2 separate regions of the Homo sapiens genome follow, and region 1 is linked to region 2. Evidence: chromatin contacts called from ENCODE Hi-C or POLR2A ChIA-PET data. All regions are on one chromosome and are shown on one strand. The core of a region is the stretch at or near the end of the contact, and the rest is flanking DNA. Distances in the headings are between cores, read along the strand shown.

Region 1 (4,434 bases), core at 1,259-3,758, 1.3 Mb before region 2:
TTATCTTTTTACAAGTCAAAATCTATAGCGCACAGAGGTTTAAGTGTCTCTCCTAGGTCAATGCTTAGTTAGTAGTAAAAACCACTAATGGCAGCCCAGTGTTTTTTCTGTATAAAAAACATCAAAAGTTATTATAAAATTCATACTTTTATGCGGCACCCTGCAGAGAATGCACCAGGAATAAATAATTGGCACATTATTATACTATCAGTACTGCAATGTGATACTTTGTCTATCAGTTATATAATGCGTTCATGTATCATTGATGTTTTGGTCACAGTTTTTTGTTTTACTGTATGTCTTATGTCTCTAACTAGATTGTGACTTCCCTGTGATTGGCACAAATTCTTTCCTTTTTTTTTTTTTTTTTTTTGAGACTGAGTCTTGCTCTGTCACCCAGGCTGGAGTGCAATGGTGCAATCTTGGCTCACTGCAACCTCTGCCTCCTGGGTTCAAGTGATTCTCCTGCCTCAGCCTCCCGAGTAGCTAGGACTACAGGTGCGTGCCACCACGCCCGGCTAATTTTTGTATTTTTAGTAGAGACGGGGTTTCACTGTGTTAGCCAGGATGGTCTCGATCTCCTGACCTCACGATCTGCCCGCCTTGGCCTCCCAAAGTGCTGGGATTATAGGCGTGAGCCACTGCACCTAGCCCACAATTTCTTTTTTAAATGTTTCTCATAGCTTTTAATAAGTCCTAGACATATGCAAGCTACTTAACAGAGATTGACATAAATATATTTAAAACTAATACCATACCGCTCAAAAGAGAGGCAAATGACTCTAATCCTGTACGGATGCAGGTGAACTTGTCAGTCTGAAAGGATCAAGTTGAGAAAATGCCCTCATTTCTTTAAGCCCTGAGATTGTTCCTGAGGGTAAGTGGTTTTAGGACTTGAAGAGATTGGTGAAGGTTGAAGCAGAAATTAGGGGGAATGATGAGGGAGTTGACTAACCCTCAAGGACATGTGGCAGCATAAGCAGATCAAGTTGATCAATAAAAATAATGGCAAAGCACTTACTAAGCATCGGGCCCTGTTCTCAGTACTCTGCCTGTATTAAATCATCTACACCTCACAACAACCCTAGGTATTTTCCCCATTTTGTGGATGAAAAAAATTGAGGCTCAGAGAGGTTAGATCATTTGCCCAAGTGAACTAGCTAGTTAAGTGGTAAAGCCAGGTTTCAAACACTGACTGCTCCCAGACCCTAAGCTCCTAATCACAGTGTGATGGTTAGGATAAGACCAGATAAGCAGGTGGTGTTTAATACAATGCCTAACAAATGCCTGGTCCCCTAGTGGAAGCTCAATTGCTATTAGTTCCCCCTGCTTTCTGGTTTTCAACCCACTTGCCCCATATTTATTTACTCATCCACTCCTTACTCACCAAACACACACACACACAATGACACATTCACACACACTCCAGTCTTTAACAACGAAGTCCACACTCAGGTATTTAGGTCACTAGGTGTCAAATCTACACATATATTCTTCTTCCTGATAGGATTTCAGGTCACATACATAAAATGAGTCCTAGGACCAACCTCTGCTCTCCCATCACTCTCCAAGGTGAATGTAAACACACACACGAACACTGACTCTGGATTCCAAACATATACGTATGCATAGCCTGATATAAGGCAGAATTCAACTCTGGACTTTTCTTTTTCCGTTATCCAGGGAAATGCGTGAGTTACTATGACAGATGCCAAAGACTTTTGGCTCTGGTAGTGGAAATTGGGAGGCAATGGTGAAATGAAGTAAGAAATTCCAGGGCCAGAAGGTGGATGCAAGTCAGCAACGGCTTTTCCCAGGAGCTTGCTCTTTTTGGGTAAGTGCTACACATACAAGCCCCAACCCGCTGCCTAAGCTACCCTATTCTGAACCCCGCTCAGGCTGCAACAGATGACACACAGCAGGGAGCCTCATTTGCAGGAGATGAGTGTTCCCTTGCTCTATTTTAATCCTGGCAGCCCAGCCGGGGAAGGTTTTGTCAGAAATGGTGGAAAACAGTGACAACCAAGCTTTCTGGAGTAAAGGCTAGGCAGCTCAGGAGCAACCAATCACGACTCGCACAGTATTGTTAACAATACAAGGGAAAACAAGTATCCTTCCCGCCGGCCCGCACTTTTGCAGCCAGCTTGGGCGACCCGTGGCAGCGCTTTGACGACGACCTGCCGGGCTCCGGAGGGCGGGCACGGCGGAGACGGCAGCAGCGCTGCCCCGCAGCTCCGGAAACAGCCCTTCCCCTATCCTCAAGGACCAAATCAGTCCTGATAAACACCCCTCCTGGCCCTACAATGGGAAGGGCAAGTTCAAACGCAGGGCGTCGAGCCCACACGCCTAGAGACGCGGCCAGGCACCCCCGCCCTCCTCGCCGCGCAGTCGCGCACAGTGAGCAACAGTCCAGCACCAACCCGGCTTAACTGCGCCTGCGCACTCCAGGAGTTTCCCCCCACGCCCCTTTCCGAGGACTAGCGCCCGTCGCTTAGCAACGCGCGAGTCACAGTCGCCGCGCTTTGCGCACCCTTTTCCTGGCAGGGCTGCGTCCCTGTTCTTCCCAGGAGGCTCCTCGCTGCCTGGTGCCGTAGAGGCCCATGGAGGAAAAGGAAGATAAGCATCAGTAAGTGCTGGGGTTTGGTGTCTTATTTCCCTTTCCAAAAACTATTTTCCTCCTTCAGGGGGAGGCCGGGATCCAGCATGGACAGTCCAGGCCAAGCTCAGACAGCCCCCTTGCTTCTCTAATTTCCAGTTGGCTGAGCGCTTACAACAATAATTTTTAAAACGCACCGTTTACTGAGCACATACTGTGTGTCAGGGACTTGACTTGCATTACCGGATCTAAAATTCTTGAAGTCATCCACTCCTTCTCACAATTATTAGCAGATTCTGTAGTCTTTACCTTTAAAATTATCCAGAATCTACCACTGCTCATCACTTTCAGTACTGTGCCCACCCAGTCCCAAGTACCAGCTTCTCTTGCCGGGATGCTGCAACAGCCCTCCAGTTGGTGGCTTTGCTTTTCCCTTACCCCTCTGCAGCCTCCTCGACACAGCAGTCAGAGCTATCCGTTTACAGCCCAGGTTAGATCGCCGTTCTCCATCCGACATCGTAGAGTAAAAGCCAAGGCACCTCCAATGGCCTATGGAGTCTACACAACACGCCCCTTACCGTTTCTTGCCTCCCTCTGACAGGACTCTGCTACAGCAAACAGGCCTTTCTGCTATCATCTGCAGTGATAAAGACCAGCATCAGCAGCACCTGGTTGTTAGGAATGCAAATTTTGGGGACTTCCCACCCCCGAGACACACAGAATCAGAAACTCTATGGCTGGGGCTCAATAATCTGGCTTCAACCAAGGCATCCAGGTGATTCTGATGTACCTTAAATTGAGACTATTAATCAAGGTAGTACATACAGCTAGTTAGGAATGATGTGGAGCCAGGGATACCCTCTTCCAAAGCCTGTATTTTTGTCCCTGGAACAATGGTTCTCACACTTGAACGTGCATAAGAATCAGCGAAACAGCTGGTTAAAACACGTTCCTGGGAACCAGCCCCAGAGATTCTGAGTTTGCAGTGCTTTCTAAAAACAAGTAAACAAAAAACTAGGTACATAAAGGAAATGGGCCCCATAAATTTGTATTTCTAACAAGGTCACAATTGATGCCAATGCTGCTACTCCAGTGCCCATACTTTTAGAAGCAGTGCGCTAAGGATGGTTACACTTCTGCTGGGAAGCTTTGGCAGTTACAGTTCACTCTGCTAGAATGCTTTTCCCACAAATATGCACTTAGCTCTCTCTTCCCCTCTTTTTTCATTTGCCACCTTCACAATGCAGCCTCCACCCTACCTGAAAATGCAAACCTACCTCCTACATACATACACTCCCTTTTCCCATTCTCTATTTTATTATTGTCCTTAGCACTTAACAGACTATATAATTTACTTTTTCATCCGCCTTTCCCCATTAGAGTGTAAGCTCTATGAGGGCAGGAATTTTTGTTTTGTCACTGCTTTATCATCAGTGCCTCCAACAGCACCTGGCACGCAACTCAATAAATATCTGTTGAAACAATGAATTATTCAATGTTATTCTCATATCTCTTACAATAGGTATTGTTCCTATCATGCAAATGAGACAAAGGCTCAGATATGGCAGAACTGGGATTCCAGTCCCTGTCTGACTCACTTCAGAGCCCATCAGTGTTTTTATCTGTGCTTTTCTTCTGGCAAGAGATTGCTCGAGTCATATATTTCACACTTATTTATCAACCCGTAGGCATTCATACCACAAGTGCTTAATCAAATGAATTTAACTATATAACAAATAGCCCCAGTCCTTTTCTTCAAGGACTTGATCACTACAAGTGTATATTGTTGGGTGATAACTATGAGAAACAGGTGGAAAAAACTGATGCCAGAAGCCTAC
Region 2 (4,035 bases), core at 907-3,406:
TGCAGTATTTGGATTTATCTTTGATTCCAAGAGTAGTGATCCTGAAAGATAAAAAATAATACATCATAAGTCTCAAATGATAAAACCCTGAATAAAAATTAGAATACACATTAAAGCCGGGCGCAGTGGCTCACGTCTGTAATCCTAGCACTTTGGGAGGCGGGCAGATCACGAGGTCAAGAGATCCAGACCATTCCAGCCAACATGGTGAAACCGTCTCTACTAAAAATACAAAAATTAGCTGGGCGTGGTGGCGCATGCCTGTAGTCCCAGGTACACGGGAGGGTGGGGCAGGAGAATCGCTTGAGAGAGAGGGAGAGGAGGCAGAGGTTGCAGTAGCCCAGATCGCGCCATTGAACTCCAGCCTGGCAACAGAGCAAGACTCTGTCTCCAAAAAAAAAAAAAAAAAAAAAAAAATACACATTTAAACCCCGCCCCCCGCCCCCGCAAACTTTTCAAGTCTTTTTACCGAGTTGGACATCTTAATAAAATGTATTCGAATTCACATTTTCTCTCCAAATCTAGGCTTCACATTTAATCTAAAATATTTCACCCTATTCCCATACACCCTTAAAGGAAAAATTAATCTAAAACCAACAATCAAACCAAGGAATGAGGAGACTAGATGACTATTAAAATTTTATTGAAATAAAAATTTTAAGGTCTAAATGACCACTTCAAGCCATTCGTTTTAACAAAAGTTGTTTTATTGCATTCCCAGTTTAACAAATAATGCAAATTACAAAACAAAAACATCATGACAGGGATTAAATACTTAGTATAGAAATTACAGTGCTGCATTTATCCTTTCCTCATTAAGAACAAAAGAACACCTTCTGTAGAAGTGATGACTATTTAAAATAAAAGGGAACAAGCAAGAATACAAAATATGTCAAGACTAAACCTAAGATTATTTTTCTAACTGCCTATATCAGTTGTTCAAATCAAGTCCAGATTATACTATAAAAGGCATTTTAATTACGGCTCTACATTTTGTAATTTAAAATACTTCACATGACTACAATAAACCAAAGAACACAGCAGTTTACAACCTGCTTTGGTGTCCCAACTTGCTTAGATTGTAAGGCATTCACTTTCTCATAGCGCCTTCTACAAAGGCAGCCCGAAGAAATGCAGACTACAGATGTATGTGCTTGTGTGTCCATGTATCGTGGCAACAGTCAGCAATACAGCCAGGAAAACGTGCCTTTCGGTTTTCCCCAGCACCTGTCGACTGTGGCACCTGGGGCCCGTTGGTACAATTTTTTTTTTTTAAAAACACTCGGAAAGAAAAGTTTCCCTAAACCGTTTGTACTAGACGTATAATGGATAAGTAAATAAAGGGGGAGGAAGGTGTCAGCTCCTAGGGCGACATCAGTACCTAGTCTCTCACTACTTCCTCCCTTCTCTCTCACACTCTCCCCTCTTCAAAAGAGGAGGGACTGGAAAGGAAGGAGTCCAATCCTTAAGAGAGATGGGAGAAGGACAGAGAGTCTCGGTCTCCGAGGATAAGTCCAGTCAAAAGTACAGTACTTTGTTTTTGCCGTACACAAGAGCCAGTTCAGAACCAACGCGCTGTCCCGAAGGAGTAGCAACGGTAACGGGCCCAGGGCCCTAAACCCAAGCTGTGCCCCAACCAGAGGCACTATCCCCTATTCTACAGTTCCGATAACCTTACCGTCGGACTCTGCCCGAACCAGCAGCGACATCCCCTTGAGCTCCTCCACGTAAGTGGAGGAGACGTGCCCGGTGCCTCGGTCGTCCCATTGCCGGTCTTCGTTCAGGGTATAGACCTTCACTCGCCGCCGCGTATCCGACATGGTGGCTGCTGTCTCCACCGCTCTAGCCGCCGCCTCCTCGCTTACCTCGTCCGCGCTCCTCACTCTTAGGAGACGGTAAAGGCAGTAGTGGCGGTGGCGGCGGCGGCGGCTTCGGAGAGGCCCGAATTCACCATGGCTCCAAAGGTTCAGCCGCGAGAAGGGGTGACAAGAGCCACTGAGGCCTCTCCGCCCGGAGGCCCCGTTACCTCTCACTTCACCCGCGCATACACCCACTCTCCCGTCTCTTTGCCCCCCAGGGCTCGCTTGCTCTCCCGCCGCCGCGGTAACTACTACAGATCCGCCATCTTGTAACCCGACTCTCTCTGCCTTTCTCTTCCTCCTCCAGCAGGCTCGCACGGGCTGTCCTAGCAGGGGCTACGGCGGCCGACAAGTCCCATGAGCAGCACCTCCGCTTCTGCACGCGCTTCCCAGGCCGGAATGCTCGGCGCTCTCGCGAGGAGGGGTACCGACTGGGGCGGGAGTACTTCGGCGAGACTTCCTCCTCTTTCGGCCCGACTTCCTCCTCTTTCGGCCCCGCCTCTTGGCGCGGGGTCGCAATTGGGCGGGAGGTTCTCGCGATCTCCCCGTCCACGCCTGCGCCGCGAGAGGCCGCTAGGTGGAAGGGGACTTCGGTTCCGCACGTCGTCATGTTGTTGGATGGCACCAGTATGTGACGTTCCTAGGAACTTAGCTCTGAGGAAAAAACAAAGCAAACCGGGGAAGTACGTAGCCTTGAACCGGAGTAACCAGGGACAGAAAGGAAGGAAAAGGGTTTCATACCTTCACGGAACGACGCTCACTTCGTCCGCCTGAGGAGGAAAAATAAGTTTAAACCTTTCTGTGAAAAAGAACGTGGAGCCCTTTCTGCCGAATGGAAACCCGCTAAACCCCGTTATGGAGTCTGCTACAATTAAGCATCTAACCAGGAATTGTCTATGGACACAACTCTCCAGGCAATTCATGCAGAAAGTGTGTTGACGATTTCCTGTTTCTTGCAGAGCGCTTCACCGTTAAGGCTCTTAGTAGCTGGCGATTGTAAAGCACATTTTCCGCTTCATGAAAATACAGTGCTCTTCTTGTGTTTGTAACCTTGGAAAGTAAGTCTGCTATGATAAGTTTAGGGAAGTGGCGGGGAGCTACTTTCCTAACATATCTGTGATTGTTTTGATACTTCTCAGTTTCTCGCGGGCATTTCCTGCGTTCTCTATAGGGCTCTCTTGCACTGAATAAGGAAAGGAGGAATTCTCTCTGCATTGAGGCTATTATCGCACATTGTGCGGTGGATATAGTCACGCGCTGGGTCGTAGTAGCGTGTCGTTTATTTCAGTCCAGCTCACTCTTGGTAGAATCCCTTTATTCGTTTTGTTGTTTTTGATAGTCTCTCTCTGCTTCCCAGGCTAGAGTGCAATGGCGCTATCTCGACTCACTGTAGCCTCCGCCTTGAGGGCTCAAGCGATCCTCTCACCTCAGCCTCCCGAGTAGCTGGGACCGTAGACGCCTGCTCCCCATCCCCGCTATATTCGTTCTTTAATACAGTCTCTCAGCTTGTTCAGCTGCCACTTCTGTGCAGCTCATTAGCCTGATCGGTGAAAACTAGGCGAGACGCGCACACTGACCCTGCAGTGCATCTTGGGAGTTGTAGTCATAACTAATCAATGGTCTTGTTAAAACGTGCTTATGTTTTGACCAGATCGCTTAAGTGTGGACACCCTTCAGCAGTACACTACAACGTGGGTCAGTGTACAGAACACATGCTGATAGAAATAATTTCAAAATCTGGATTCATAGTTTTTTTTTTTAATCTAGAGACCTCAGAAAATGTACTTGAAGAAAATCATCATAATATAATACATAACAATAGAGCCAATTAATTGATGTGATGAAAGTGGACAAAATGTATTTTGACCTCAGAGAAAATAACATTTCTGTCTTGGAAGAGTCAGAGAATGCTTCACACAATTTTTGAGCCTGATGTTAGACTCTCCAGCCTTCTGTCCAAGCCTCACCCTTTGGTTACTCCCCAGGAAGACTGAACTTGGGAAGAGGATTGTGCAGACCCTGGAGTCAGGCTTGGCGTTTGGGATAGGGAATACTAGAGTGCCCACAGCATGGTCTGGAAAAGGGAAAGTGGGCTGCAGGTGGCTACAGTCCCATGATTCCATGGATTTCAGACCCCTCCAAAGCACAGGGCTCAGTGCTTATCCAAGTCTGAGGG

The links. A loop is a pair of places that touch in the nucleus more often than their neighbours do. ChIA-PET counts read pairs that join two places held with the same protein, here RNA polymerase II (POLR2A). Pooled maps may share reads with other maps.
Region 1: a loop to region 2 is called in a map of CD8-positive, alpha-beta T cell, with 11 times the contacts of the local background. The contact joins the promoter of CIMIP6 here to the promoter of PPP4R3B in region 2. A Hi-C loop is called at or near these places in 1 of 168 maps with a recorded cell type or tissue (CD8-positive, alpha-beta T cell) and 11 of 50 pooled maps. POLR2A ChIA-PET finds 5 or more read pairs at or near these places in 1 of 52 experiments (common myeloid progenitor, CD34-positive).

Annotation. Positions count from the first base shown.
Region 1 is chr2:54,328,376-54,332,809 of GRCh38, forward strand. CIMIP6 (ciliary microtubule inner protein 6) reads left to right here and starts at 2,509. Exons shown (of 5, transcript NM_001100396.2): 1 at 2,509-2,626. The coding sequence starts at 2,601.
Region 2 is chr2:55,615,466-55,619,500 of GRCh38, forward strand. It overlaps PPP4R3B (protein phosphatase 4 regulatory subunit 3B), which reads right to left and starts at 2,157. Exons shown (of 17, transcript NM_001122964.3): 1 at 1,679-2,157; 2 at 1-41. The coding sequence starts at 1,820. PPP4R3B-DT (PPP4R3B divergent transcript) reads left to right here and starts at 2,465. Exons shown (of 3, transcript NR_186624.1): 1 at 2,465-2,917. RefSeq lists enhancers at 1,113-2,039, 2,040-2,964, 2,058-2,457, 2,478-2,527.